Linked DNA regions of Mus musculus: all the other regions are linked to region 1. A link is a loop called in an ENCODE intact Hi-C map of the cell type or tissue named here. Cell type or tissue: heart. All regions are shown on one strand. Each heading gives the region's core, and the rest is flanking DNA. Links, peaks and the distances in the headings are about the cores only. Region 1 overlaps Phactr2 (phosphatase and actin regulator 2). Region 2 holds the start of Ltv1 (LTV1 ribosome biogenesis factor). Region 3 overlaps Phactr2 (phosphatase and actin regulator 2). Region 4 overlaps Phactr2 (phosphatase and actin regulator 2).

The links. Peaks named below come from ENCODE experiments on the same cell type or tissue, not always from the same donor. Only the 100,000 strongest peaks of a DNase experiment are listed, where the experiment ranks them.
Region 2: it touches region 1 in a loop (1.8-fold over the local background); 4 of 42 quality-filtered maps call a loop at or near these places.
Region 3: a loop joins it to region 1, with 2.0 times the contacts of the local background. A loop is called at or near these places in 2 of 42 quality-filtered maps.
Region 4: it touches region 1 in a loop (2.1-fold over the local background); 2 of 42 quality-filtered maps call a loop at or near these places.

The regions. Positions count from the first base shown.
Region 1 is chr10:13,320,476-13,328,540 of GRCm38, forward strand. All of the region lies in intron 1 of Phactr2 (phosphatase and actin regulator 2), which reads right to left. Among named protein-coding and RNA genes, the nearest start is that of Gm46211, 98 kb to the left of the region's middle. In heart, for the core only: no CTCF peak of the experiment used is centred there; DNase peaks (open chromatin) are centred at 2,756, 3,746 and 5,876; H3K4me3 peaks cover 2,558 bases; H3K27ac peaks cover 4,116 bases.
Region 2 is chr10:13,189,423-13,197,487 of GRCm38, forward strand. It overlaps Ltv1 (LTV1 ribosome biogenesis factor), which reads right to left and starts at 3,715. Exons shown (of 11, transcript NM_181470.4): 1 at 3,606-3,715; 2 at 2,686-2,817; 3 at 1,153-1,323. The coding sequence starts at 3,608. In heart, for the core only: no CTCF peak of the experiment used is centred there; DNase peaks (open chromatin) are centred at 3,519 and 3,759; H3K4me3 peaks cover 1,545 bases; H3K27ac peaks cover 1,372 bases.
Region 3 is chr10:13,240,864-13,248,928 of GRCm38, forward strand. Phactr2 (phosphatase and actin regulator 2) reads right to left here. Exons shown (of 13, transcript NM_001195065.1): 7 at 6,139-6,332; 8 at 4,548-4,704. Among named protein-coding and RNA genes, the nearest start is that of Gm46211, 18 kb to the left of the region's middle. In heart, for the core only: no CTCF peak of the experiment used is centred there; a DNase peak (open chromatin) is centred at 3,548; H3K27ac peaks cover 1,190 bases.
Region 4 is chr10:13,256,809-13,264,873 of GRCm38, forward strand. It overlaps Phactr2 (phosphatase and actin regulator 2), which reads right to left. Exons shown (of 13, transcript NM_001195065.1): 4 at 4,958-5,116. Among named protein-coding and RNA genes, the nearest start is that of Gm46211, 34 kb to the left of the region's middle. In heart, for the core only: a CTCF peak has its summit at 3,506 (motif pointing right); no DNase peak of the experiment used is centred there; H3K27ac peaks cover 1,075 bases.

The DNA of each region.
Region 1 (8,065 bases), core at 1,802-6,801:
GTCTGTCAGAAAGCCCAGCTTTTATATCAAAATGACAAGCTGACTGTGACATTCATAAGCAAATAACAGGAGAGATGGAATAGACAAGAGAAAAGGACTCAAACAGGAAGATTCATGCTTCTCAGCTTCAAAACTTTACTACCAAATTACAGTAATGCAGACATCGTGTTAGAGACATGAAAAAGACATCTGGATAGGACTGAGAGAACAGAAATGAACCCTTATTATACAGTCAACTGATTTTCTACGAGACTGCCAAGAGAGATTATTAACATCCTGTTGTCTGTCTGTCTGTCTGTCTGTCTTTCTCCTGTACTTGGGGTAGAACCCAGGGTCTCAAACATGCTGGGTAAGGGTTTGATCCCTAAGCTATATCCCCATCCACAACAGTTCAATGGAGAAGGGAATCACCTTTTGGACAAATACTGGGACAACTGGATATCCAGAGGCCAGGGAATGAAGCTGACACTATACACTGTACCTTATATAAAAATTAACTCAGACGTTATCACTGACCTAAGGATAAGAGTAAAAACTATAGAACCCCTAGAAGAAAACAGAGCCATGAATATTCTTGGTTTTCACTGGGCAATGGTCTTTTTTGGACATGACACCACAAACCAAGAACAAAAGAAAAATTAATAGGACACCATCAGAACTTTTAAAAAATGAACTTCAAATTATACCATGTGCTAGAAGCAGCAGCCCCAAGGAATGGAAGAAAATATCTGCAAATAATACAGGCCTTTAAAAAGGAGAGAAAAGCACACCGATACCCATGGGTATGGCTAAAGCAAAACCAGACAACGCCAAGTGTTGGACAAGGAGATGGAGAAACTGGGATTGCATCCACAGCTAACGAGGATGTGTGCAAGAGGCTGCTCTGGAAAACTGAGCCCTTTCAAAGGTTAACCCTGAATCAAGCCAGCAATTCTTCCCACTTATAGATTCAAGAGAAATAAAAGCATACCTTCGGCAACTTCTACCTGGAGTTCAAACACTGTTATTCATAGTACCCAGCTGAATAAAGACATGCATAATGAAAGAACAATGTGATCATTTAGCAATAAAATGAAATGAAATACTGACACATGCTACAACTCAGATGACCCTTGAAAACATCGTGCCAGCTCCAAGGAGCCAGTCATTAAACACACACACACACACACACACACACACACACACACACTGGTTCAGTTCACATGAGACATTCCAGATAAACAAATCTATAGATATAAAGTAGATTCTTGTTTATTAGCAGGGAAGAGAGTTAGTGAATAGGGATGGATGGATACACAAGCCAAATATACTAAAAACAATAGACTATATACTTTCAATGGGAAAATGTTATGGCTTGCGAATTATATGTCAATAAAACTATTTTTATAATTCCCTGTTGTCAGACATAGCTATTAATAATCCTCTGAATCCCTGAAAACTAGATGTAGCTCACAGCTGAGAGTCTCAAGAAAGTCTGAAGTCAAAAAGAGGGAGATGCAAACTGGTTTCTGGTAACAATGTAGATTCTTACAGCTGATAAATATGAACTTGGGAACTTTGTGCTAGCATTCCTCAGACTCCTCAAGATTTTGCCCCTCTAAGCATTTATGATAAGAACCCATTTAAGCACTGTAATCTCTGGTGACCACTACAAATTTATGCCACTGATGCCTGAGATCAAACCTCATCTGAAAAGCCAGCAAAGTAGCTCAGATGGGGCAAAGACATCAGAATAAAATGGAGGACACCTTGCTGTGTTTAGTTGCTGTTTTGTTCTGGGTCATCTAGAATGTACCAGTGAAACCATTGGGAAACCGAGTACCTCTGACAGAGATCCCAAGCGGATACCACAAGAAAACTACTACATTTTCACACCACAACCACAACCCTTCCTTAACTGACACATCAGGACCAAAGAAGGCTCCATTCATGACATATGGGTTAGCCATTTCAGTTACACAAAATTGTGTGACCTTGAATCAAGAACCTGCAAGTTAAATATAATGAGCTTTCTTGGAGAGCTTCCTAAAATATCTTTCATGACCAAGTGCTCTCTCTCTCTCTCTCTCTCTCTCTCTCTCTCTCTCTCTCTCTCTCACACACACACACACACACACACACACACACACATATTGTTTACCTCACAGGTGTTAACTCAAATTTCCTCAGACTTCACTTACATATTATTTATTCCTTGACTTATGTAAAGGCAAATTTTACTTCTTCATAATTCACTCTGCTAATATTTTGTGACAAAGGAACTAAAAATCAGGACAGAACTTCCCAAACACTAGCTGCACTGGAACAATGATTTAACTCTATCTCTGCCAGTGAGGAAACAAACAAACAAACATACAAAACAATTCTTGCTTTGATTAAAAACTGTCACACTACCTTCAAAGAGACAAAAGAAAGCCCGTCTTACTTGTACCAAATAGTCTTAGAATGAACAAATAGTTCATTATAATAGACCAAACAGTCTTATAAGCAACATGCCCTATCAACATTCCCCACCTCCAAAAAAAAAGAAAAAAGAAAAAAAAAAGAAAAAAAAAAACACTCAGAAGCCATAAACAAGAAGTCTTTTGATGGCCAGAGCAACGCAGCTACATCATTATTAGCAAGGGAGAACATAAGCTTCCTTGAATTCGGCTTTTTCTCCCTTGCAGAGGGGAGAGGGGTCACTCTTTGGGGGCCTTAGCCTAAGCCTGAGCAGTGCTTATGAAGCGTACCATTTGCACAAACCTGGCGGGGGTGGGGTGGGGTGCTGAGACTGGAGAGCTCGGTCTACTCAAACATCCTGGAATACTTTATAAACCTTCCTCTCTGCCTTGTCATTTCCTTTCTGTGAGATCCTGTTTATGTCTGTAAAACCTAAGAGTCCATCAGTGGTCACTCAGTGTTCAACATGCGTGGTCTCTACGAGGTCGTGTTTCAGAAATCATCGGTTGGGAGCATCTCAAAATCATACTCTGAAGGTTTAGTTCCTTGTCCAGTCACGTGACGTGTGGACAAGCAATTGTTTATCCTGGTACATGGGACAAAGCCAGACTGCTTACCCTCCTTTCTTCTAATTTTTTTTTTAAAGAAAACTGTAAAGGAGGCACAGTACTGTAGCCCAGAAATGTTGCACACGTCTCCATAAAGCAAACTTTACCCCTCAAGACACATGCTTTCCTAAACACTATGGCTTATGTGTGTAACATAAACAGAGCAAGTACATCTGAACCAATTACACATTTTGGGGTAGTTATTAAATATTTAGCATCCTGCCAGGAAAGGGGAAAGCAAGCCGCACTTCTGCTCCGAATAACAAACCATAAATCAGTTGACAAGCTTGAAAGAATTCAGTTCTAGTCTGTTCGAAAGCCAAGCCTAAGGAAGAGGGGGAGCCCGCGGGAATGTTTCTCCTGCTCTCGAAGTTTCGCCCTTTTTCAAAACAAGACTCGTGCGCAAATGGCGTTTCTCGGAACTTTCTGGCTCTCCAAGTTAACTGGAGAGAAACCAAAGCCCAGGGCACGCGCGCGGAGCTGGGGGCCTGCTCCTGGAACCGGGACTCTGCAGGCGCCGGCCTGGCCCGGGACTCACCGCTGCCGGGCTGCGGGGACAGGGCGGACACCGAGGTCTGGCCCATGGCGGGTGACCGCCCCGCCGCGCCTCCGCCTCACCGGGCTGCTCCGCTCCTGCGCGCGCCCGTCCGCTCGCCGCCGGCCTCCCGCGCGCTCATCGCGGCCCGCGCCCGCCAGGCCCCGCACCTTCTCCCCGCGCGCGCGGGTCGCCCGGCCCTGGCAGCCGCCAAGCCGGCCCAGCGGATGCCTGTCATTCCTCTATGCAGATTAGCTGGGGTCAGGGGTCACCGGGAGAAAAGAGGGGGGCAAGGGCGACAGGGAGCGGAGGAGCTGGAAAGAGCGGAGCCCCCGAGGTGAGGGTGTGGGGTAAGGGGTGTTGGTCCAGCTGCACGCTGGGGGTGGGGGGCTGGGTGCCCGCACCCCCTGTGGCGCAGGAGGGCTATCAGAAAAACTCCCTCTAATTGTCAAGGTTCAATGTCAAAGGATCCTTTAGGTCTGAGGCGGAAAAAAAAATCATTAAAGTACTTAGTCACTGGTACTTAGTTTAGGAAAATTTGTTTGTTTAAAGTTAGTTCCTTCCTTATACTGTTTGCAGCACTGCAGCCCTGTTAGAGAGGCCATTGCATAGCGTTTTCCTCTCTAACAATTATCTTCCGTTCAACAAATGCAATAAAGAAAAACAAATTAATGGCTTCAGGTTGGACAACGCAAGTCAGTGATGTCCACAGTGATCTATGTGTGGCATCAACTAAGCATATCTTGACTCTACCACCTAAAACTCTAGCTCAGCTTGGATAAACCTCAAAAGACTCACTGTAGACACAACCATAACAACAAAAACAATTTATTTGACAAGCTATTATGCCCCCAAATTAACACTCCCATAATATGCTATTAAGTCTCAAGTTTCTAAAAACTATGAAAACACTTAAAAGCTTTGTCATTACAGCTGATAGGTAGCAATCTGAGTGGTCAAGATTCAATATATATACATATGTATATGCGTGCATATGTTCATGAATATATACGTATCTATATACATGTTACATTAAACAGAAGGGCAGTTACATCAATATATCCTGTTATGAGCTGTACACTAGGACTTGTGCATGCCTTTCTGAACCTATACATTTCATTAAAAAGTGCAATCTGTTCATGTTGCTTATGCCATCTTTCATCTTATAGTTTATCCTAAAGAACTCTGATCTATAAAAACAATTGTTCAGTATAGACCTTATAAGATGATCAGTTTTCCTATTTTAATCATGAAAATCACATTTCCTTTATGTGTGTATTATTGATCTCAGTAGGACCTTGTTTTGGTGTTTTGAAAGACACTTGCTTATCTGTTTTATCAGAGTTAAAAAAGTGGCCCCTCTTCATTGGCGGGGAGTTCTTTTCTTTTCAAAGCTGAAAAGAAACCATAGCTATTTTGGGGGTGATGGGAAATGAGCCCTGGGTGGGGGGACTGTTTGCATGTTAGGCAGGTCCTCTGCTGCTGAGTGGGGGGACTGTTTGCATGTTAGGCAGGTCCTCTGCTGCTGAGTGGGGGGACTGTTTGCATGTTAGGCAGGTCCTCTGCTGCTGGGTGGGGGGACTGTTTGCATGTTAGGCAGGTCCTCTGCTGCTGACTTGTGCAACAAATGCAAGAAATCCCAATTTTTACAATGAAACTGAAAGGCTTAACCAAAATGTGAGTCCTAACCAGAACAATAACGTCCACACCACCTCTCCTCTTCCAGTGCACACATTGTGTTTGGAGAATGCATCCCACCTGGGAATCAGCAGTGAAAGTCAATGACAATTCTTTCCGGTTCTTTCATGGCTTTGCTTAAAATTGCATTAAGAAGCAAACAAGCAAAATGTTTGTGGAAGCCGAGATGAGAGATATCTTACTATTGTGCTCCTGGCAGAGCTTTGCTGATAAAGGAAGTCATTGTTAGGGGGACACTCAGTCAATTCTGCCCATAAGAGAAGCTTTAAAAGACGCTAAGTGTTAAACTCAGTTACAATGTTTTCTGCTATCGCTATTTCTTCGCTTTGAGAAATAATACTGAGGGTTTTTTCCCCCTTCTATCAAGTCTTATTCCAAGACTTATGGGGGAAGAGGTACTAACTAGCTTTGGGGGATTTGCTTAACACATTCACAGTTACTTATTCAAGACTTGTTCTGGTCCAATGGTTGATAAACTTCTTGGCGTCATCTGGAATTGTAATAACCAGTGATCAAGTTACACATATTTCCCTGAAACTCTTCCAACCCCCATCATATTACCTTGGAAGCACATCAACCAAACCGCCGGAAGTGTGTTCCAAGGTTCCTTTACAAGGGCGGGACATCCTGCTCCCAGAATTTCGGCTGGGGCTCAGCGTTTGAAGGGCCTTTTATCATAGCAGAGAACTTAGGCCCGTGAATGGAGAGAAAGTCTCCAGTAACTTCCAAATCTCCCTTTAAGGTCAAAGCATAAAGATTAGAGAGTGAAACACAAGAGGATTTTGAAGCTTTGACGTGGTGGCTCACATTTGAAATCCCGGCACTTGAAAGGCTAAGGCAGGAGGATTACCATGAGTTCAAGGCCTGTACGTGCTGCATAGTGAGTTCCAGGCCAGCTGGAGATACAAGTAAGATACTGTATTGAGAACAAAACAGAAGTATTTTAAGATAATGTCCTTCCCAGATGCCTCGCTCATGACTTACTGAACTCAGACAAACAGTGGTGGGACTTGCTCTCCCGGGTTTAGATCAGATACTAGGAACATTTAATGCCATCTGAAAAACACCGACGTTTCTGTATAGACTGCTCTTTGGGAAAATGCTAGAAAAGATGACTGCCCATGTGAGGAAACCGTCTGTATGTACTTCTCATCACTGGCTCCCTGAGTCCCAGGCTTCCCCCTGGATTTCTAAACTGATCTTTTATTCAGCGATATCCTGGTAGGTTTCTGACAGTAGAATTGGGCACTGGTGTGAAGGGAGGGAGGCACACAAGAATCCATTTATGAAAGTGAAAATTTGATGTCACCTGGCTTGAAAACTTCCTTGCAATGGAACAAGCTGACTCTGAACCAGACGGTGCTACCTTCAGTGCACACCGGCACTGTCTCGTACCACATGGTGCCATTAAATCATCCCATGACTGGATTTGAGGAGCTGTTTATATTAAACCCTCCTAAAAATAGTAGAATAGCATTTACTGTTTTTCCCCCCCACTGCACAGTCTAGCTTCAATCCTTGAAAGAACTATGATTTATTCATTTACTTCCAGGAAGAAATGAAATCGAGAGGACTTACTTAGAATTTCCCCTGGGAGACAGTGTGCTTTTAGGACCAAGCACTTGTACTTGGGAGATTTTCAAACACTTTGCCCCATCACTCAGATTTCTCTGACTTGTCTGATGTGGGCGTTATTAAACTCAGCCATCTGGGGTATCCAAAGTGACAACCGTACTTTTCATAGACAGAAGGCACTATGGTAAATTAAAGCAGACATCAACCTGGCCCTTACAAACCTAGACTATGACAAACTCCTCTCCTAGAAGCTCAGGGTCCACTTTGCAGAAATACAATTTGGTGACTGGAGGAGAGTTTTGAGCATATATAGGGAAGAACTCAGACACCATAAGTTCTAATCCTGGGTCTCCATCTTCCTCAGATCTGCCAGATCTCTCTAGCCACTGCCACTCCAGAACTTGGAGGTAGGTTCTCATGGTGGAGAGAAGAATTAAATAGAATTCTCCAGAAATTCCATGAGCAATGAGAACTGCAGCGGCCGGGGGAAGCAAGCATGACTGAAAATGGCCATGCTCAAGTTCTCTAAGAGTGTTAACATACATCCTTGTTTTGGACTTGGCTGTGAACGTTTAACAAATTAGTGGCACTTCCTTGGCTAACAGGAATTGTAGCAGTGGCAAACACTTGCTTGAGGCAAAAGGAGAGAACTTAAACTTACTAACTTTCTAAGTAGAATTGTTTCTTTAATTATCTTGTTCTCATGATACAATGTTTAGAAGAAGCAAGGGAAACTGAAACGCTGTCTGTCCGAAAGGATCATTTTAGATCTTTATTTTCTATGCACGCACCATGTCGAGATTTCCTAAAAGGCAGCACACTGTCTGTCCCTCCTCCTCTATGAGCCACTAGACCAACACCCTTTTATTTTTAAGTGGTAAGAATGCTTCGCGGGGGTATTTTAATCATGTGATAACAGAATATTTGTAACCCAGAAGCTGAAATCTAATATGCAAACATTTTCAAGCTTTCAAGTGAGTTTATTTTCCCTGACTACCTTCCAGTTTTATTTGTTTTATTCCTACAACTTTCTATCTCGTTTAGACTCTGGCTACATTCTGCAAGAGCCAGCCTCCTTAGGAAGCTGTGACCAGGAAAAGGCAAACAGAAGGCTTTCTGGGTTTTCATACCTTGGGCTGAGCTCTGGAAATATAAGTGGCACTTACACCTTAAAATGTTACTCTGTAGAGGCTGCAGCTGATCCCCA
Region 2 (8,065 bases), core at 1,312-6,311, 130 kb before region 1:
ACAACACAAAATCAGTGCCACATAAGCCATTTCTTTCTAGGTTACCATATCCTGGGTTCCAACATGGCACCTTCATGTATGTATATCACACCTCTGTCTTTAAATGATCTGATCTGTGTAAATAATTGTCTGTACAAACACAAATGAACTGCCCACTGAGTAGCTTCATTCCATTAAGGAAAAACAGTGATTACTCTTACTCAAAATGAATTAAGGATTAAAAGCTAGCTTTTCTCTGTTCGGCAGAGAATTCTGTTCATGAACGTTGTTCATAGTGTTGCACAATGCTATGACTTTACTAAAACTTTTCCTCTTAGAAAAGAGAAAGCAGCTGAGCAGGCGGCAGAACAGGAAAGGAGCAGTAAGTACCCTGCTAGCCGGGGAACAAGAGAACCTGGTCCTATGGTAGAGATGCGGCAGTGCCCTGGCCTACAGAGAAAAAGAACTGGTCAGCTGCAGTTGATGCCTCTTTCTTCAGGACACACCCAGAAACCTGACTCTTATTTCCTCAGCAATGAGCTTTGCCCTGGAAGAGTTAAATCTTATCTTTCCATCTCTCTTCTTTTGTTGAACATTCCAATAAATATCTTTTCCCTTTTGAAGTGCCAGGTGATAGAATGAAAGGACAAAGTGCACACCAATGGGGCGTCCTCAACAGAGGCAGGCACCCGCAGGACATCCAGGCGCAGCACAGGCACACGTGAATGTGCTTGCTTGTCTGTAAAGGGAAAAGCGTGGGACAGTGGTCTGCACTCCTGCTGTGGGTGGCACTACAACCTGTCCATGCTACTCTCTCTATGGCTACCTTGCAGAGTTCACAAAAGTGTTAAAGATCTGAAAACACCTCCACAACAGTTTATGATCATAAAACTATGTCAGGATACAGGATGCCCTGTTTTTCTTCTATGGAAAATGCTGCCTGACATGACTCATAGTTCTGAACCTGACAAAAGGCTGTTAATATTGACAGCAGCTACCAGAGAAAGGGCCTACACCCAATGGTGCAGACATACACATGTCTATACAACAGCAGGCAGAGACTCTATATTCTTCATACCGGCACCATTTTCTGACCCTAAGTTATTGACTTAAAAACGAGGAGTCTCCCCATTGCTGCAGGGTTTCACATGTAAAGGGGCCGAGAAAGCTTACTGAGTATACGCAGGGGTCTTCTGTCTTGTCGCAGAGGGGTGTGGCAAAGGAGGTGCTGGGGATAAGCTCTGCGGGCCCAGAGGGCTCCTTCAGGTGCTGCAAGTAATCATAATCGTCGTCGAAGAACACGCCGTACTTCCTCTGCTCAGCCCGTCTTTCCTCGTCATTGACCTTGGACAACAACACGGAGTTAGCTATCCTGCCACGAGTAAGGCCAGGACCCTGACAACTTTTGTAGACAGCACAGGAATAGTGGCTGATAGGAATCATTAGTTCCTGACAAATACCACAACTACAGAGAGTCCAAAACATAGTGCTACATACAATTATAACAGAATGACAACAAGCCAGGCTGAGGCAGGCCATTAGAACCCACCAACGTATGGTATGACAAGCCTGAAAAACGCAGACCTGGTCTCAAAGACAAAGTGAAGCAGGAGCACATACACATAACACGAGTGAGAACGAGTCTTTCTTTCTTTTTTTTTTTTAATTTTTTATTAGGTATTTAGCTCATTTACATTTCCAATGCTATACCAAAAGTCCCCCATACCCACCCACCCCCACTCCCCTACCCACCCACTCCTCCTTTTTGGCCCTGGCGTTCCCCTGTACTGGGGCATAGAGAACGAGTCTTTCAACTAGACAATTCTGCATGGCAAATCTAGGTAAGAAATATATGTAACATACACTCAAAAAATGTCACTGGAGGCTTAGAAGAAAAGATTTGGAAGCTTTGACAGTAAGTATAGTTTCTTGTACTTATACCCAAAGAAAGCTTTTCATGAAGTGGTGTAATGGGTGGCTTTAAGGAAAAGTTAAAGGGAGGCAAATGCCTCGAAATACTTAAAACGTTTTTTTACACTTTTAATGAGTGTGTATGTGCAGCTAATACACACAGAGGACAAAAGGGAGTAGCAAAACCCCCGGAACAGTTGTTATAGATGGCTGTGACTCTACATATGGGTGCTGGGAACCGAACCTGGGTCCTCTGCAAGAGCAGCAAGTACTTAAACACTGAGCCATCTTTCCAGCATCCCCCAAAATGTTTCCATTATCCATCTTTAACAAGTGTGATGCTAACATAAACCAACCTACTCACGGCCCCTCTAGGATTGCCAAAGCTATCCATGAGCTTGGATGTTCTGTATTTCATGACATGAGAGACGAGGGGGCAAATGGAAGACTACTGTAATATGGGGGAATCCCAAGAGAAAGCAGAGACTGAGCATACCGCCATAGCCTAAATAATACTGTGCAGATGGAGGCTGTGAACTAGTGAACTTGACTAATATTCTATAAGATCTCTTTATTTAATAATCTCAAAGATGCTTTAGCCTGTCAATCAAAATAAATACACAACATCAAACATCAGCACAGAAACTGGAAACTGAGTCACAGCTCTTTTTTTTATTTTTTTAAGAGGACCAACTTCTGAGAATGCCCGGCATGCTTAAGTTCCCTGGGTTCCATGTTCAGGACTACAAAACTACCATTCACCTAAAAACGTAGTGGCTCCAGAACAGGACCTACCTTTTGTGTAGGCAAGAGAACCCTCTGGGGTGCAGTTTCATCTGCGGCTAAAGGATCTCGCTGGCTCCGGTGGACCAGGTGAAAAGACACAGCTTTCTTCTTCTCTATAAAGGGCTTTTTCTTTCTGTGAGGCTACAAAATAATCAGGAAAGGTCAATAAAACAGAACCCCCACACAGTGGGCAACGCCACAGCCACAGGTACACTCAGTTAAGCATGTGGAGGGTGAACAGATATTTCAGATTTGTACACCTAAGCCAGACAGGACAGGAGTCCCTGTCTCCTGAAGGATCCATACTTACCTTCGCCAACAAACCCTGGCTAGGCACCTACTCTGAGACACTTGTTCAAAGGTGCTGGGGAATATGTGGGGCAGTGTGAGAAACTCTCCGCTCTTAGCAAGTAAATCAGTAAGAGGGAAAATCAAACAGGATTTTCAAATCAAAAGCAAATGCCTGAAGTCTCTCTTAATGGGTGCTCTGGGAAGGTCCCCGAAAAGTTTTATCAACAAGACAAGGAGCCTGCCACAAGAAAATATAGACAGACACTTCATCTACAAGGTAGTAAATAAGATTAGGGCACAGACAACTAAGGTTCAGATGATTTACTCCTCGATACATTCGTATTTGCTCTTCAGCTCTGGGTCTAACCAGAGTTGCTACCCAGTGGCCCAAGTGAACCCCGGAAGCAGGGGGCGGAGCTTCTGCGTCACAGGGACGGAGTTACCCAAAGCCTTCAGGACTGGAAACTCCGGGCGTTTGGCGAAAGGGAAACCTTCTTTCTCCTTCCGAAGTGCCCCGGGGGTGACGAAGGTGACTGGTGCCGGGAGAGTGACAGGACTCGGGGCACCAAGCCACGCGGCCAGTGGCCTAAGTCAGCCGCAGGGAGCGGCTCCCTCCCGGAGCACCGCGGTTTTCTCACCATGATGAGGCAGGGACACCCTCTCCGGAACCGCGGCAGCCGAACCGCCGCTCCCCGGTACCTGCCGGCAGCTCCACACGTGGGTCCACAGGGCTAGGGCAGCACGTCACACGATGGCGGGGCAAGGAGCCAATCGCCGGCGAGCCGCTAGGCTGTAGCCGGAAGTTGCGTGAGCCCGCGGTGACAGAACCTTCCCGGGGACTTCCGGGAGGTGGGGCTAGCAGGACCTTCAGTGGGCGGGGCTTTCTGGCTGGAGTTGGTGGCGGCAGGGAGTAGCCTACTTACCTGAGGGCAAGTTTCAGGTTCCAACCTGGGGCTTCAGATATTCCTTACCTGTGCTTAACTCAGAACAAACAAAACAAAAACAATCAAAAACAAACGAAAACAAGACCAAGGCTGTGCAGGTTCATGACAGGAAAGTGGTCACTTCCCTGGCTTCTTCTTCTTCTTTTTTTTTTTTTTTAATATGTTTGTTTGTTTGTTTGGTTGTTTGGTTGTTTGGTTGGTTGGTTGGTTGGTTTTTCGAGACAGGGTTTCTCTGTGTAGCCCTAGGCTGTCCTGGAACTCACTCTGTAGACCAGGCTGGCCTCAAACTCAGAAATCCGCCTGCCTCTGCCTCCCGAGATTAAAGGCGTGCTCCACCACTCCCTGGCCTTCCCTGGCTTCTTGACCTAAGGGGAATCAGTTGCCTAGCAATGTCCAACCAAGGCCTAGCTTCAATAGGCAGAGTCTAACATCTTTAGGGTTTTCGTATTACATCTTTTTGATGAACAACTCCCAACCGTACCTTTAGCACAGTCCATAAGTGTTGGTATTCTGTCTGGACTCCACCCCCACAGATACCTGGCAATTGCCAGGTATTCGCTGCCCCACGGTTACCTGGCAACAGCCAGGTAGACCTGGCCCTATAAAAGGGGCTGCTTGTCTCCCCCTCTCCCATCCTCTCTCATTTGCCTTTCTTTTGCCTCTTGCCCTCTTGCTCCCCATTCCCTCCCCCCCTTGCTCCATGTGTCATGGCCCGCCTCTACTTCACTACTCTCTCCTTCTCTCTGCCTTTCTCTGCCTCGTCTACTTTCTTAACTCCCCTCTCCATGCCCTGAATAAACTCTATACCCCCTTCTCCCAGACCCCGCCAGAACTTATCGTAATAGCTCTTTCTCTTTTTATGATCACAACACTAAGATTATTGGTTTTAGGGGCATTTGATGTAATAAAATAAATTCCGAAGCTCTGATGATTGCATATTTTTTTAAGATGAAAACTAATAAAAACCCAAGGTGGTTTTTTGTTTTTGTTTTTTGAGACAGTGTCTCATGTAGCCCAGCCTTCTGTCCAACTTGAACTACGTATCCTCCTACTTGCATCACGCTAGTGTTGGGCGTATTCGATGTGTGTGATGCTGAAGACTGAAGCCAGCCAGGGCTTCCTGCATGCTCGGAGAGCACCCTAACACGTTTTCTGTGACTACATCTCCATCCCCCAAGTTGTTGCTCACATATTTTGTGGTGCCTTAAGCAAATAGGATTTTAAGTGTAATTTCTTAGGAAGATTTCCGTCGGATGCTGGAGAGGAGCGTGATGAAATAATCCAACATTCTATCAGTAGACGCTTGCTTTCTCATTCCCAATTGCTAGTGGTTTTTTTTTTTTCTTCAATGTCTTGAGTTCTGTTGAAATGTCTCTATAATTATAGCCAAATATTATCATTGTAAATGTTTGTGGGCTACTGTTCTTTTTCTACAAGAAAAATAATGGAAATAGTTTAGATCAGAACCACACGTTTTGTCATGAGAAAATGTTTTGTAAAGTACATATATAGTTTAACATATCTTTATGCTAACTAGCCATCATTCTTTGCTATTTGAAAGCAAGATTTATATGGGAAGCACCAGGCTCAGTTCAATCTGTTTTATTTACTACTGGATCTAGTTCTTGATACACACACCCAATAAATATTTGTTTATGGGAATTAATGATTTGGCATTCTACCTGAATAACCAATTTCCCCACTATGACTCTGTGAGAGAGGGGCTATTAGGTGCCCTTATGAGCATTTTTACTGCAACCCAAAATTCCCAGAAGAAAAAGCCATATTTGTGTTGAAGATTTTAAATGACTAATTAGAACTTCATGATTGTGGAAAGTTGGAATGTTGCCTATATTCAGTACCCCCTTAGTAGCTAACTCATTGTCCTCCTCTGGGTCTGACCTGGCAACCTTTTGGCTATTAGGTAAAACATTTGACATGTATTCTTGCAACCACTGTTTCCACCAACCCCAAAGCTAAGAATGACATCAGCTAACATCCCAAACCACCGCAGAGTTGTCCCAGCACTACTGCAACCTGTCTACCTGTGATAGCCCAGCAGTGTATTTGGAAAATGCATTTATTTATGATTGTTTATGGGTTGTTGTTTTTTTTTTTTTCCTGAGACAGGGTTTCCTCTGTGTATCCCTGGCTGTGGTACTCATTCTGTAGATGAGGTTATCCTCAAACTCAGAGATCATCCTGCCTCTGCCTCCTGCGTGCTGGGATTAAAGGAGTGTGTCAAGCCAGCCTAAAGACCTTTCGTTTCTTTTCTTTTTCTTTTTTTAAGGTGTACTTTCTTTAAGATTTATTTATTTATTTATTTATTTATTTTTTTAATGCATATGAGTACACTATAGTTTCTTCAGACACAGTAGAAGAGGGCATCAGATACCGATACCATTATAAATGGTTGTGAGCCACCATGTGGTTGCTGGGAATTGAACTCAGGACCTCTAGAAGAGCAGTCAGTGCTCTTAATCTCTGAGCTATTTCTCCAGACCTCTTTTCTATTCTTTTTCTTTCCTTTCCTTTTCTTTTCTTTTCTCTTTTCTTTCCTTTTCCTTTCTTTTCTTTTTCTCTTTTCTTTTCTTTCCTTTTCTTTTCTTTCCCTTTCCTTTTCTTTCTCTCTCTCTCTCTCTCTCTCTCTCTCTCTCTCTCTCTCTTTCTTTCTTTCTTTTAATTCTTTTTGAGACAAGCTCTCAGTATGTGGCTGTCCAGGAACTTACTATGTAAGACAGGCTGATCAACCTGCCTCTGCCTCTGGAGTGCTGGGGTTAGATGTATAATTCTTTAAAGAAAAAGAAATAATAGAAGTTCACATGTCCTCTTCCACTTCCACGGTTAATCGGGGCAATTGGAATCCGTTCCTGGATGTGGCACTCACATTTGGAATAAGGGTGAACTTATTTCTCCCTGAGATGAGAGATATGTTTCGTATCAGCATGAGAGATACTAAAAAACAAGGTATCAAAAAAGAGACTTTTCATAGTAAACATAACTGATAGGGTGGAAATTGTGAGACATAACCTGGGTTTCTAAACCATATTGCTTTCTTATACACAATAACAATATTCATGTTTTACCATTTATTGCTCTAAGACAAACACATAACATAGAGCAAAGAACTTTCTATTTACTATGCCATTTAATTCCTTCCATAGATCTGTGAAGCCCAATGAGATAATACTGAGATGGATGTCTGACGTTCAAAGAATTGAAGTTACTGACCCAAGGTAGCAGTGCATGTAGGAAAGCATAGAGATGCTGACCATCAGCCTCGTTTAGGAAGGTCATAATCTTTCCCACATTTTTTTTTTTTTTTTTGCTGCTTCTCAGTGAAATCAACCAGCATATTCTGTTGTTGTTTTTAATTTCTAAAATTTCCATATGTATAGTTTCATTACCCAATTTATTACAGTGTTCATTTTGAACACTCATCAAGTCTCTTCCCTAGATACCGTGTCCACATTCTGGCGTTGGGATGAAGTCAAACTCTTGGATTGTTACTGAGGTTTCATCTCATCTTAACATCCTGTTATTTTGCCAACTGCTCTTCATATCCCGGCCCTGTCAAGCTGTTCCTAGGTCCCAAAAGCACCTGGTGAGATGAGCTCTTTCCTGCCTGTCTAAAAGGCTCCCCTCCCCTCGCTGTTCCTTACATTTTAGCATTCTGAGTCCGAGGCTGGAGTTACCCCAAGAGAGGTGGCAAGGGAATTCTTCAAACAGATTTGCCAAACCATTTGGAGATGAGGTCAGTTGAGATTCCGAAGAAAGAAGCAGTAAACACCGGGGGGGATCGGTTCAAAGTCCATATGAGGATTTAAGAACCGTGGCTCCGAGCCATGGCAAGTTTCTATGTTTGAGCAACAGATTTTCATATTTCCTTGCTTTGGGAACTAACCTACACAGCTTTATCAGTGCCTGGAAATGTTCAAGGCTCCATGTTAGGTTTAAGCCTCCAGGGGAAAAAGAACCATATGCAGCTGGCCAGGTCATGGAAGAGTCAAGGTACTCTGTGTTTCTGTCAGAGCTCAGAGGAAAAGCAGAGAGATCTGGAAGGCTCTCCAGCTCTCCTTCTAGAACACTTTGTTTATTATTCAAAAGGAGGGACCATCCCAAATGTTGTCATGCTGCCTATTGATTATATTACC
Region 3 (8,065 bases), core at 1,457-6,456, 80 kb before region 1:
GTTAATCATAGTGAAAGATTTCCTTGGAATGTATGCTGAGTTTGCATAGGTTATGATGAATATACACACAAAGGCAACTGACTTTAATCGACTATTTTCTAGACCTACCAAATTCTCAGTGGTAGGAACATGTCAAACTAGTGATCATTCAGAGCTTGCTCAGATTTTTCTTAAAGTTAGATCTCCATTGGGTCTACTTTGAAATTAAAACGAGTTACAGAGTCCACAAAAGGCCCTAGGGAGCAAATGTAGCCGGGCAGCTGGAGTCTATACCCGATCTATACTGTGTGCTATGAGTGTGCATTGCCAGTGTACTGGAGTCTGTCATGCCCAGATGTGCTAGTTATCTCCTTTTCTACCTTCACCAACCAAAGAGCATACACGATGGACTGAGGTCCCCCTGCACACACGTAACAGATGTGCAACAACTGGAGCAGGGGTTGTCTCTAAAGCTGTTGCTTGTCTGTGCCTAGCCCTGCAGAGACTTGATGTGCTAGGGGATGTGGGGGGGGGGTCATGGAGGTGCTCCCAGGGAGTACCCACTTTCTCAGAGGAGAAGGGAGGATGGGGGAGGAACTCTGTGAGGTGGGAGCAGAAGTGGGGCAGTGATGGAGATGTAAAATGGATACATAAATACAGTAATGGAGGGAGAAAGAAGGAATGGTCACCTAGTTTTCAGATGTGTGACTGGGAGATGACTTGTGAAGATTTTTGATATCTAATATGTTCATAACAAATTTAATACAAAATACATTTTAGAATAGTTTTTAAAATTCTACAGCTGATTGAAATAGGACCTTGAAGGTTGTCTTGCAGGAAGAATGGAAGCCCCTGAGTTCTTTATCCACATGTGAGAGTATGTAGAAAAAGACTTGGCTGTGTGAAGCACAGATAACTGTGAGAATAGTCACCTCTACCTTTTCTTCCTACTCTCGAAGTTTCTGGTACTGTGTTGATTATGACTGTGTCTGGAATCGTTTAAACAATTCAGCAAGGTAGCTGCTGGCTCCCAACTTGAAGATGAAGAAAGAGATGGACGAACTTGCTTAAACTAAACCACGAGCAAATGCTGGGGACAGGCTCTGCTCCTGCCTTATTTGACTTAAAAGTGTGTTGTCTAAGTTCTAGTTGTGGGTAGAATCCTGAGCAAGACGAATAAGATGTGCTGTGTCCGCTGACAAATAATTCTTTAACATTTATAAACTATTAAGAACAAACTTTACGGCATTAAGAAAAATTAAGGCTACAGATCATGTCTGCACTTAACAAAGATATTAAGTATTTGGAGGGCACTGCTGGGAAACTGGCTCATAAAAGATACAGGTGGTACCCACAATGGATGGTTAGAACTGGTCTCCATCCATTCTGATCTATGCCCACACTTCACTTCCTGTGCTTCCCATCTGCAAGGAATCCTTGATGAAACAGACAGAAGTCTGATGTCGTGCACTGCTGTTTTTGATTTTTGATTTTTTTTTTTTAGTTTGTTCTCTAACCTCTTTCTATATTAGTGCCCTGGTCTTGTCCACTTGGTTTGTTTTAAATTGTCCCTGTTACAAACAGTCCCATCATACATATCTTTATAAGACACCCTTTAAAGAATTATTTTAGATCCTCTCCTTCTTCCATATGCCTCCAAGATAGAATTATTATGCAAAGAAATGGCTTATTATAGCACTAAACTTCTTCAAAAATATTAATCAAGAACAATGTATGCTGATTTTCAGTAAACTCAGGTTTAATTTTTAGTTGTGTTTCTGCTAGTTTAAAAGGTGTATTCAATTTAAGTTAAAATTAAACATGGAACTTTACTGGATGCTTGGTGTGATCCAGGTAGTAAAAGCCTTAACTATAAGAACTCCGTTTTATAGGTGACATCAAACATTGGGAATCTTCTATCTTATTGTAGATATATTTCTGTCAGTAGTTTTTTTCAGTTCTAAATAAGACCACATTCCATTAATTAATTAATTGATATTAATTATTTCATTCATTCACTTGTTTGCAGTGCTTATGATCAAACCTAGGGTCTTACATTTGCTAAGCTACCACTTTACTCCTGGGCTCCACCCTAGCCCAGACTTGCTGACTGTGACTAGTCCTCCCCCTCACTATTAGGCATATCACAGCTTCAAACATCTTCAAAATGTCCTCCACTCCATCTCAGTGGATGATCTTTGCCCTTCCTTTCGCTCACGTTGGAAGAGGCGATCCTTGTCTTGTTTCCTTTCATAAGATCAAAACCCCATCAAATGATCTGACTCTATCCAATACACCTACTTTCCTTCAAAGTTCGTGATAGTGGCACAGCTGATCAGCCTGTCTAATGAATTTTTCTCACTGCTAAAATGTTTGCTGTCTCTCTAAATTCATTCCATCCACTGTGGTTGTCTGCACAGGAAGTGTTTTGAGCCTCAGGTAAAGGAAACAGTTGGTTTTGAGAATACAGTGACTGCCTCCTCTCCCACTTTCTGTGTCCTCCTCTTCTGTGCTAGTGACAGTATTACTGTGATGCTGGGGTTCATTGACTAGCCTTAGATTTTTTTTGAACTTGCAGAAGTTATTCTGTAGTAGTTTTGTTTTCTCACTTTTTAGGCACAGAATTACAAACAATAGCATTTTGGTCCTATAATTTATATTTTTTCCACTACAAATAACTATGATTAGACATTTAGAATAGAAAGAGTAGGGAAACTTTGCTCATTTAAAAATGATTTTTGGTTTTATTTAGGTACTAACATATTTAGTATAATTTATGAAACCTTTAATTTTCGTTTGTTTCAGGCCTTTGTAATATAATACAATTTTTACCTGGGTGCTGAAGATGGAATCCTGGTCTCCATGCTTGCACAGCACGCCCTTTGCCAACTGAGTGATTATCCTTGCACCTTGGTTCACTTCTTAAAAAATCATTTACTATGATAAACTGTACTAATATTCTTTGCTTTGAAGGAGTTTATCTTATTTTGCTATCATTTTATATGCATTATTATTCAGCGATTGAAAAATTTCACAGCCAGGCGTGGTGGTGCACGCTTTTAATCCCAGCACTTGGGAGGCAGAGGCAGGTGGATTTCTGAGTTCAAGGCCAGCCTGGTCTACAGAGTGAGTTCCAGGACAGCCCAGGCTATACCGAGAAACCCTGTCTTGAAAAAACAAAAAAACAAAAACAAAAAAAAGTTCACAGCTAAACATAAACAAAGACAATAAAATAATAAAACACATTGGTCACAGGCTCTTCTGCATGTGGGGTAGAGGGGATGCTATAAAAGAAATCCATCAGCGACGATCAGTGCTCCTGTCCTGCTTCTGTCACAAAGGAACTGCACAGTATCCAGCAGTCCCCTTTCTCCCACCCCCCAGCCCCCAGAGTGGCCCCTGGCTGTACTTGTTAAGAAGACAAATTTGACATGAAGTTCCTTTGACTTCTGCTAGCTCCTTCCAGAGACAGGAAACGGTCAAGGCTTAGGGCTGAGGTGAAAACACTCCAGTGGGAAGACTCCTGGAGTCCCAGGGAGAGTCGCAAGTGCTGGGAATTCCCAGGCCTCCTCTGGGAATCCTTAGGAGGGCGACCCTTCTTCCCCTCAGATAGGAGCCACAGCTGCTGTCACTAAAAGTCACCCTTTTGGCAGAGAAGGGCCTTAGGGGATTCTTTTCCTGTGGAGAATGGCCCTGGTACAGACCTTCCCACAGGATCATATAAGCCTCTAAACAAGGGCAGCAACTTCCTCCCATCTTTACATCCTGATCTAGTTCCCTCCTCCCAGTGATATGCCCTGAGACATGTGCAAGTGGGAAAAAAAAAAACTGCAGAAAATGGTGACACTTGAGTATGCTTAAGCTGGCATCAGAAAAAAAAAAGAGCTTTGGTGGGAAGGAATTAACCTCTATTATAAAAGTCTAGTTAAACGAACTTCTGAAGGTGTGTGTGGCAAAACCGTAAGGCCTACGGTACAGGAGGGCGGGGGGGAAGGGAGACGTGATGCCCAGTGGTCCATTCGTTCTAAGCTAGAGGGCTCAGTGCGGACAGAGGTCTATGCTTGCTTACCTGACTAGGACAAGGCTAGGCCAGGCGTGGCCTGTCTCCAGTCTCACAGCCCACATGATGGAATCTCATAATTGTCACATAGAAATCCCAGTGAGTCCTCAGATTAGAACATATGGTGGACAGGCTGCTGCCTGCAGGCCAAACCCTTCATGCCATCCCTCCTTTGGTAAACACATTTTATTAAAGCACTCCCGGGCTCATCTGTTTATATATTATTTACATGTTTTCTACAATGTCACAGTTGAATAACTGAAATGGAGACCAGCCATCCATCCAAGCCTGAGCATTCATAACTGGTTCTTTGTTGGCAAAGTGTACTGATATCTGAGCTAGATTTTGGAGCTCTTAAAGGTACTGAACAACTGACCAAAGGGTAAATTCTGTGAATGGCTCGCCATTTGAGACCCAAGCCTGGTGAAGTCACCAAGACCCCTGGCAGGTAGGAGACTTTGGGAAGAACAGGACCCAGTCACTGCTGCGCTCACACCCCAGCAAGTACCTGACCAGCTTGGTTCCGATCTGTTGTCGCAGCTCCTGCCTCTCCTCTTCAGATGTTCGCTGCAGGATGTTTTTATCCTCCAGTTCTTTCTTGGACGGTCTGTTGCCAAGTTTGATGGCAAGTGTATCCCTTCGTCTTATCTTGCTTGCCAGTGCACCTGAGGGTCGAAAAGGGCAGAAATACAGGTAGATCAGTGTTAACCTTAGCAGGGCTTTCGTTACCCATGGCTGGACTTGAACAGGACCTAGGCCAAATATTTTACTTGCATGTGAGAGGGGAAACCTAATCAGTCAGAGGGCTGGGGTCGAGCTGGAGGTAGTTCATCTTGAAAAAGAACGGAAGGAGTTTTCTTTTTTTAAACTGTTCTGGGAAAAGGCAATCCCAAGACACCATGAACAAGCTTGAAGTATCACCTCATCACTGGGATGGTGATAGCTGACGTTTATCCTGCTGATATGGTGGGCCACGGAAGTCAGTGATTGCACAATTCTGCTTTCTTTTCAAGTCAAAAGCTTATCCTCTCCCCTTCTTCTGTACAGTTAATCCTCAGCATCCTCTCCCCCCCCCCCCCCCCAGGCTTCGTGCTGGCAGAGAGCCTACCCTATATACAAATGCTTTAACCCTCAGTCACCCAGGCATCCTTAAACTCCCAGCAGACAGTAGCTATCAGATGGATACTAGCGAAGGGAAATTTAACAAATTTCTATTGAATCATTAACATACTAATCACTTTTAGTCATCTATAAATTCAATCCCACATTGAATTCCTCCCAAGTCACACTCCTCCTAAGTTAAAAGCAAAGCAAAATGCAAAAACAAAAAGCAAAATCAAACACCATTTGTAACAGTGCACTGCAGTCATCTAGTTAGACACAGCCCTGGTCTTCACTCCCCTTTAGGATCCTTCCCTTTTAGAGGTCACCCTAGCTTAGTGATAGTGGACAAGTCAGGTTGATGAACTTCAACAAAGTGTTTGTCCTGCTTGACTCATTCCTCTCTCTTCAAGCTATACTATAAAATGAGTGAGATTCTCTAACATTTCCAGTAAGCCACGGAATCCCCGCCTTTCTGACATTCTTCAAGAATAGGCCCCCGGACGAATGCCTACCCTTGACTTTCCTGGGGAAAGCCTCTGTTCTTAGGAAGTTTAGATTGTTTGTATCACGACAAAAATTCAGTCTAACTGATTGATGAAGGTGTGAGATACCTCTGCAGTATCCTCTTCTGGAAAAAAAATTTGTCGCCATGAACTAAACTTTGGGACAGACACATTTCCTATTTTCTTGCAGGACTGGGAACTGAACCCATGACATTTTGCTTTCCTCCAAGACTGTCTTTACTTTTTAGCTTGAGACATGCTCTCATGAAGTTGCCCAGGCTAGTCTTGAATGTCCTGTCTAGTCAAGGCTTGCCTTGAACTTCCTATAGACTTACTCCATCCTTCCATGTAGCTGGGATCAAAGGTCTGTATCACCAGTTCTAACTAGGATAGATCTATTTCGTCTAATTTGAGAGAAGAGAGTGCATAGCAGGTAGCTCTCCTCCTACTATGTATGTTGCTTACTCCTCCATCTCTTGGAAATAGTCTTACTTTCTCCACTGCTGTCATCATCATCATCTTCTTCATCATCATCATCAGTGTACAAGATGGGTCCATCTGAGTCAGAGTCGTTGGCTTGGTACTCTCTTGGGGCCTCATCTTCTGGGGCACTGAAGGATTCTGACGAGTCTCCCATCTGCCCAGGGGTCAGTAACTGTGGTCCCAGCTCATCTTTGGTTGTAAAACTGTCAAGGGCAGAAAAGCACAGGGTGATGTGAAGTTGACAGCAATCTTTAAGAATACCAACGCAACGAAAAGCATGCTAGCTAGCATCATGAATATCCTTCATGGGAAAGGGAGAAATGCAACACGGAAGTGCTCTGACCCATTATTTAGTTATGAAGGTTAAATATTTCTTGTTTGCAAAGTGAGAAAGTATCACTGTGTGATAGCTAACACATTATGTGCATAAACAGTGCGAAGCTATACTTAGTCCATGATTGTCCATAAACAATAGAGGAAAAAGTAGTGGATTAGGGTGGATGGGGGAGGGGTAGCTTACTTAGTAAATAAAGTGTTTGCTGTGAAAGTCTGAATACCTAAGAGCTCAGTCCCTAGAACTCACATTAAAAACTTATAGCTGGGGTAGCGCCTACTTATACTTTCCATGCCTGGGAGGCAGGGCCAGGCAGACAGGCAGATTTCTGGGGCTCATTTGCCAACCATCATTGCCTACAAGGCCAGTAAGAAACCCTGAGTCTACAAATGGATGGCATCTGAGGAAAGACACCTGAGGCTGGCCCATGATCTTCACATATACATGCACATGTGCACGGACACCGTCCTACACACACACACACACACACACACACACACACACACACAGGCACATGTACAACAACAGTGAGTCAGAAGCACCACAGTACTCGATTCTTTCTGTACTTCTTGTTTGCTCTTTGAGTCTGAATGCCAAGCCTCTGCTTCTTCACATGTTTCTGGAGCATTCAGTTGAGCTCCTTACCCTACTCCCCTGTTCTCACAGTGATCCAAACATGACTCCTTTGCAGAGCTTAGCATCCCTGAAAGGTCTGTTTTCTGACTCCTACCACGTCTTTGACAAATAGGATTCATAGTTCCCTGCATCTCAACATCCAGAAGGGTGTAACGTAGGAAAACATATATTTTATTAATATTGGAAGAAATCCCATTTTCTTTCTAGCCAGTGAGTCAACACACAAAAACCCTAAATCCTCTCTGTGCTTTAATTTCTTCATGTATAAGGCTTCCAGTCTTACGGGATGAGGATGCAGGGTGTGAGATGGGAGGAAGCTTTAGATAAAGGAAATAAATACCCTGGTGGATAATAGCGCTTTGTCGTTTAAATAGGTAAAGATCTCCTGAGTGCTCGCCCACTCTCAAAGACTATGCATGGGGCAGTGAAAATAGTTAATTTCAAAAACAGTGTAATCATTGTTGTAAGATAAAAAAAACCTCCCCCAGGACTTTCTGATATAAGTAGATGAATTCACATCTGGATGTCATACTTCTGAAAGAACATACAGTGAAAAACGTGTCTATTGTTCTCACAGACAAACAAACAAACAAAAAACCCAACCTCTAATTCTTCCCTAAGAAACAACACAATCTGAAAGTGCCTTCACTAACTCACACTGGTAGACTTCATTAGGACAAAAGGCATTTAAATTCAATTTTGTGGTTTTAAGGCCAGTCACTTCTAAGACTCTCCATTTTTTTTTTTTTTTTTTTTACTTAGAAAAACCCAACAGCCTAAATTGTTCTCAAAGAGATATATGAAATCTTACTTGACTGCGTGTATGCATGGGTTCACTAATTTTGAATGTCTTCCTTTGCTAGTTTTATTATTTAAGATATGGCCTCTCACTGAACCCAGAACTTAACATTCCAGCTAGACTGGTGCCAGCAAGTTCTGGGGACCATGCTGGCCACTGCTGTCTTC
Region 4 (8,065 bases), core at 1,190-6,189, 64 kb before region 1:
CGAATTTATGGAGGAAAGCCATTGAGCATGGGAATTTTGATCTGTGTCCTTTTAAAAGTTAGATGACACAGCTGGGGTCTTCTATTCCACTAGAGGAATGGAATGTTCACTTTGCATTAAGCATGTAAGGTTGAAAGAGAAAGCTGGATGGCCATATATGGAGCTTGCAAATGCCCATTTGTGATTTGTAACGGCAATGTGTGATTGCAGCACACTAGGCCACTTTGACCTGATGGTCTCCTGGGGTGGATGTGAGCAGGTAGCACTGGGCATACAACTCTCAACCCATCAAAATAATGTGAAGTGGTGAAGGAAACTAGGGTGTCACTGACTCTATATGAACCCTTTGTCATTATCAGAGGACAGGATGTTAAAAATTTAAGACACTGCAATCCAGCAAATATGTCAAAGACCTGTTCACATTTAATACACATGACTATGTTATTTTGAAAAAAGAAACACCCATAAACAAAGCCACCCATAAACTCTTCTGGGCAGCAGGTCAGTTGATATCTTGATACTGCTTCATCATGTTAGCATACCTCCTAGGCACACTAAAGGAGTGGGTCTATTTGTTGATTGTGGAAACCAAGATTAACAGTTCACAATTACTCCAAAGGCCACAAAGTTAATTTTTCTATTTGATAGCTACTGGTGTTGCATCTCGAGACAACAAAAGACCACACGCTCCTGGAAGAAGCTACAGACCCCATACCCCAAAGCCTGACATCCTGGGCTCTACCCTGTTATGCACTAGGAAATACTCACCAGCCTCCCGGGATGTGTTTCGGCTTGTTGGCTTGGGTGGAGGGGTTGGGGCCTGCTTACTGGGAGCCTTGACATTTTTTCTATTAGGAGGCACTTCATCTCCTTTGTGGCTGGCCGCAGCCGTGGCCCCTTTGGGAGGCCCAGGAGACTTTTTTGGTTTAGGTTTGGGTTTAGGTTTAGGAGGAGCTGTAGGAGGTAGAGTAGGAGCAGCCGTTGGTTCAGAGTGGATTTCAGTGTTCTCTACAAACGAGAAAGTGAACAGAGCAGACTGATACAGACACACACATGACAGAAAAGCAGGGAGCAAGACATGGCGACACTGACAACACACAGGTGGCTTCATGACATTTGAGAACTAGATAGTGTTTGTATCAGAGGGAGCCAAGTTTCAAGGGAGAACAAAGACTAAAAGACAGACAGGGGAGGGTTCTCTGTATCCATCCATCATTCCTTTCTTTGATGGAAGGGTGGCATAAGTGACTATGACGAAGTTATACCAAGGGTCAGTGTAAATATGCGCTAGGTACCAGCTTTAATTCCGGCCTTCAGTGTGTGGTTGCCAGTTGGCGACATGGGCAACAAGTCCCAATTTACAAGTTGTAAATGCAACACAATGACCACCTTAGTCACAGGGAAGGACCCTCAAGAGTGACAGACACACACTGTAGCAATACACTGCTGTGGGTGAGACTTACAACCAGAAATCTTAGTGCTTCCAAAACAATCGGGTGTGTTCTATACTCTGGGAGACGCCAGGGGTCTTTGACACAAGGCATTTGGCTGTTACTTTCAACCATTAGAGTGCTTTCATGTTTTCCCAGAGGAGCAGTGCAGCTTCAAATTCTACAGTGACTTCTTCCACCCTTTAGATCAGAACCACAGCTCTAGGTATGCAGAGTGCAGAATAAGAGAGTCCACTTTGTCTTATAATGTATGCTTTACAGAATAGTTTTGAAAGGACAAAGCACACACTTCATAGAAAAAACTGTACATAGGAAGAGCAGACCCATAAAAACTGGGAGAGAAGCAACATCGCTCTGGGGATTCTGAAGGCTGGCAATGTACCTACGTCTGTATTATTTGTAATAGTGACTGAAGTAAATTAAAATGCAATTCCAGACCAAAGAGCCAAGTGGTTGTTTCTTTGTAAATGGAGCACAATAGAAACTAAAGACAGTGTCAATACAAGACAGCCTTTACTAAATTCATCTTTCCAGTTTTGTGTAACCAAGAAAGGCATGGCATACCATTTCTTCTGCTTTGTTTCTTGGACATACCACACACAAACTCTAGCAGTAGTTTGGGGACCATGGAGCTAAACTCTTTAGCCTTCCAACTCTACCATGATAGTTTTCTCTGAGTGCCTGCCACACTGGGGATCCCTAAGTTGTATGCGTATATGTAAATTTGTATCTAATCAAACAATGCCTTAAAAGTCATGTCTATTCAACGAATGTGACTGGCTGACAGTATTGACAATTGGTAGAAAATGCTCTCTTTATTATTTGTATGTGGGTGGTAATGATATATATAAGATATGTAGTGAGTATATGATTCAAAGGTTTTGTACAAATTCATGGTAGAGTAATGGAACACTGGCCTTTCAAGGGGATGTTCTGAGAGAGCTGTCTGTTCATGCTGGCTTTGGAAGGACATGAAGCTTCACAATAGCAGCCTGGAAAACACGCTGTCTCCTCCACTTCCAGGCTTGGCTCTCTCCTCTATGTAAAGATCTAAGGTCAATAGTTAGAGTAATCCAGGACTGTGTGTGTTCTGCGCCTGGTCTGGGAGGCACTTATGTTCTAATTCCTCTCTTTTAACCCATCTGTCTCGTTCCTGTCTCCCCTAGGACTCAGTTTGGAAAGACACTGTGCAGACATACAACTCTGGTCTCCTTGAGATTCCTGCTGGCTCCAGTACCCTGGCCTGCTCAAAGCTTTGCATCTCATCATGACTGCTTGTGAGCTATCTGTTCTCTTAGAGGGGAATCTGTATTTAGACAGACCACTCTTCATTCTCACTGTGGTCTCTGCTAGAGCTTCATGCAGGGTAGTTCTCCAGTACTGTTGATGAAACAACCACATGTTGATCACTGTTCCTTCACTGAAGGCCCTGCGTACTCATACAGTGGAGATGATGTCAAATGACTTTCAGATCTCATGCTCTTATACTGGAACAGACTGCTGATCAGATTCTGTGTCTCAAATATCTAAGGACACCTATTGAGAAAGAATAACAGTAGACTAAGAGCCTAGAAGACCTTGGGGAAGAAATCTCTTCTCTTGCCAGAAAAGGTCCAAGGCAACAATACCAATTGTGGAATGAAGTGCCTTCAGAACCCCAGAAATACACACAGAGCCAGGGTTGGGGGCGGGGTGGCACCTTATGTGCTTGCCTTTCAATATTTTTTAGACAGTTACCAGGGAGAATAATACTACTGAGGGGATTGGCTTGACTTTGAGAGCGAGTCCTGAAAAATTATGGAGTGAGGATCATAGGAGGGTGGGTTTGCTTGAGAGTGAGCTCATGTGTGAGAACAGAAGAGAGGCAAAGTGAAGCTGACTGGTTTGTTTTTTAAGAATTAAAAGGTGTAGGACTGAAGAAGTAATTCATATCTTTGTTCTTAAGAAATTTCTATTTAAACTATGAGTGACACTCTTAGTTTTGCCTCAGAGAATGGCTCCCAGTCTTAATACCTTTCTTGGTTGGTGGCACAGTTCCATATGGGCTATGTCCACACAAGAGGGAGCTGTAGCAGCCACATCAACGACACCCAGCACTTGTGGCATCTCCATCTCCTCATGTACTGATGCTATCATGGAACTCCCTTGACTAGAAAGAACTAAATGTACTAATCTGAGGAATAGAATTATTCCCAGCCGTGCCTTGACCTGTAAGATCTGCCACCTTCTCCTGAGAACACCAAGGCCTGATGGGTTAAATAATATAAACCTATCAGAAACTTTTCATTACACTGATAAGGGAACCACTTCCTTTCAACTCTGGCCAGTCACTGGGTAGCAATGACACCCACAGGGATTAGGGAAAAATCATATGTGGATATGAACTTTAATGTTGGAACTGAAGAAAATAAAACACTGTCCCCTCCCAACTAAAATCTCCACTTGAGTCTCTTTAAAGTCTGTCTGCTTTCTCATTATGTCCCAGGAATATTATCATTAAAAAGTACAGGCAAATCTCTTATTATCAGTATTAATAACCTTAACTAGGGGTTTCTACTGGAAGAGGTTAAGGAAAGCCCCGTAAGTACTCTGCTTAATATCTGAGGGCAGCAAATTAATAAGAGTTTGCAAAATGTCTATACAATGCAAATGAAGTTGAAAAATGTTGCCATGCAATTCAGAGACAAACCTTATGGAAATGAGGAAACATACCATTTCCTGAAGATTCCTTTTTATGTGCATGGTAACATTTATTCAGAGGATCTTTGGCTAAACCTTTTCTTATAGGACATCAGCTCAAGGTTTATGTAAGCATAAGGCTTGGTGGAAAATAAGTTGGTGTTGGGATGGAGCCACCTTAAGGAGTTCATTAACAACCTGGAGGGCCCCATGAGAAATATATTTTGCAGTATCCGACTCTGACCCCACTTTAGAAACCAAGTTTTTAGAGAATCCTTTGGCATAATCGTAGACTTGACAGAGCATGAGTGGACCATAGAGCAAAAAGTGGCAGAGAAATCTTAGCTCCTTATGGGTCTACTTCTTGCTGTATCTTAGAAACATCTAGAAACTAAAATACTGGGCTGTGTGGATGCACAAGCTACTTCCCACAGACATAGAGGGAGTCTACTCTGAGAAAGACACATGACCCCTTGTTGAGCTGCCTACGTGGACCAGCTACAACCAGAAGAAAACAACATTCCAAGTCCTCTCATGCTTTTGAAGGTCTCAAGAGAAAACTTTAAAGAGGAGACCATTTCCAGGCAATGTAACTCCCCACAAGCCCAATCCTTTTGATCCTACTATCAGTTAGCTTTCCTTACTAACACAAAAGCAGAGGGCACACTATAACTGGATGTCTCTGTCTTTGGACTCGCCTGTTTCTCTTCCCTAGCCTCTGTCCAATTTGCAAGGCTCCTGTGTGCAGGGTACTGGTTGTAGTCACTCCTTGGATCTCAAAGTTGGGCTGTGCTACAGGAGATGACATGGGAGTCTGTTTATTTTACCTGTCTTCTCTTCTGCCTGCTCCTCCCGAGGTGGTGTTTTCTCACACACAGAGTCACTCCCTTCTTCAGGTTTCCCTACATTCTCCTCTTGGGTAGCTTCCTCTCCGATGTGTATCATGTGCCCGTTTGAATTTTCAAAGTTAACTGTTACATCTCCATCTAAAATTGGAAAGAAACACCTAGATGTCTAACTTGATGGCTTTCTTTAAGATTAGTTTCCCATTCACTAGGACTGCAGGATCTAGGTTCGTGCTTCTGTCCCTGGGAACCAAATCACCATGCTTTCCCATCTGATTTCTTTAAAAGGAAAGAGGCATACAATTCTTGGTCTTGAGGAAAGCAACATTGGACAGAGATTCCTATGTCACCTCAAGACAGCCCACGTGGCCACCGTAATCACACAGTGTCCCAGGCCAGAAGAGTTCCTCTGCCCTTGTATTTAGGGTTTGCTGAAGTAAACACTTAGGTGTTTCTTTTGTATCCAGAAACTGAATGAAGGAATGATCTGGAAAATGGAACAAAAATTGTAACACATCAAAACCACGAGGTGAATGCAAATATACAAATAACATGAGATGCAATTACACATACGGAGGGGGATAGCAGAGGACTTCCAGACGCCAATGTCTGTGAGCATGTTAGACAGTGTGCATACTGTACATAGCAAATAGCTGTGAACATGTTAGCCAGTGTTCACACTACACAGCAATCTAACTGTGAGCATGTTAGCCAGGTTCACACTACACAGCAATGTAACTGTGAGCATGTTAGCCTGGTTCACACTACACAGCAATGTAGCTATGAGCATGTTAGCCAGTGTTCACACTATACAGCAATGTAACTGTGAGCATGTTAGCCAGGTTCACACTACACAGCAATGTAGCTATGAGCATGTTAGCCAGTGTTCACACTCTATACAGCAATGTAACTGTGAGCATGTTGGACAGTATCTAAACTTTACACAGCAATGTAACTCTGAGCATGTTAGCCAGGTTCACACTACACAGTAATGTAACTGTGAGCATGTCAGACAACGCCCATATTCTACACAGCAATGTAACATTACTTTTGTTCAGGAAAAAGATTTTTTTAAAAGCTATTTTCATTTTTAAATTTTCTTCATTATGGGAACAGTAAAAGAGAATTACAACTAGAAAACATACATCAAAAACTAGTTACAGAAGATTTTTTAAAATTCACAGCTTAAAGTAAAATTCCTCATGTATTCTAAATCATAAAGACTCATTTTAACCCCTGCCCTTCCTGAAGGTGTTTAAAAGTCAAGGGATTTGCAGAACTCAGTGATGCTTGGTCATCCTGTCACAGTAATTATTCCCACACACAGAAACCTTGGAGGCTCTGCTGCCACCATAAGAGAAAAATTAAGGAGCCTAAGTTTTTTTTTTTAACTAATTGAAAAAAAAGTATCAACAGAGTTGTTTCTATTCAATTTTTTTAAATTAATTTTTGCAGCATCATTATAAAATAGAGATTATTTCTCAAATTTTCACTGATTTGCTTCATAATGAAATTCACAGTCCTTACTGTTAAAAAACCATGACATTTTCATAAGGAAGATAAATATGGAATTATGCCATGTAAAAATGAAAATGGAATTGTCACTCAGTCATGGGGTTCCTGCGGACCTGTATCTGATTCCTGTAGAAAACTAAGACAGACAATAATAACCCGAGGCAATGCAACTGCAATTACATCTTCACAATCTCAATAATATGAATATGAAGAATTATTGGACTGGAAGCACCAGTTTTAAAAGGAGGGGGAGGGGACATATAATACACTGATAAAATAATATAAAATGGACAGTTCCAAGCAAACGGGAAGATAAAAACCACAGTCTTATATATAAACCCCTACTTTTAAAATAACTCAAATGAAGGTTTTATTTGTGTTTTATGATTTTAGTTAGTAGTATACTAAAGTCATGTTCATAACAATTTAATGCTATTATATGTAATAATACGTCTATCAGGTTAAAAAATAACTTATTTTTAAAACACTAGAAAAATATAGAAAATTTGAATTTTATCACAATAGCATGCATGAAAAACAGTCAAGTATGTGGAAAGGTACGTACTTTGAGTCATGAAATAAAACTAGTATATATAAAGGTAATGGCAGAAAAAAAAGACCATTTGTAGGAACTATTAAGTTCCTGAAACAAGAAAACTGAAGTCATTAAGTGAGTAGTGTCTCTATTCTGAAAGTTTTCCTAGAAATCTGTCTTAAGAAAAATTTTCTCAGAGTTTATAAATTCAGTCTCTGATATAGTAAGGTGTGCATCTGAAATACCAGCCTGGGAAGGAAAGATGGCAGACAGTGCTGAGCCAGGCCCAGGTTACAGGAACACATGACAAATGTTGGGAGAGTCTGTGAGTGCTACGGAAGGAAACTCACAAAACTCACATTCAGCTTAAAGTAAAAGCAGGAGAACAGGTACACAGATATGATCACAGGTGCCCAGAAAGAACCTGATTCGTCAGACTAGATTCAGAGAGTGATGTGAAAAGCAGGGCCAGGGAAGCAGGCCAGACACTCGTATGCCCCTCATGTGACTGCTTTGAGAAAAGATGGAGGGGAGAAATAAATGGGGGACTGAATGTGGAGTAGACCGTCTGTGAGACTGTCTTTTCAGCAGAGAAGACTATTTGGTGAATTCTCAGATTGAAGTAAAACTTGGTGTGAAAACCACAGCATGGAAGGTATAATAACTATAGCCAGTTAGAGCTTACAGGTCAGGGTGAAAGGAGATCACAGCCAGGGCAGCTGGAGGGACTTCAAACGTCTATCTGGTCTACCAAAGGAAGCTCATAATTGACAATAACTGTCAGGGGCAGTGTCAAAAAGACAGAGGCCTTCAGCGAATCCTCACTGATGGAGAGAGGCTGTTACAAGGCAAGCAACAGGGGCCAGTCTTTCAGACAGGGATGCTCAAGGTAATTGTTTTTTTTTTGGGGGGGGGAGAAAGATGATGACTACTATGAATAAATAGAAAACTACTTTCTCTAGCTCTTGGCTGAAACCTGGGAGATCTCCAAGGGGCATTCTTGGGTACTTTCGACCATTCTCGTGTCTATAGGAGAACGG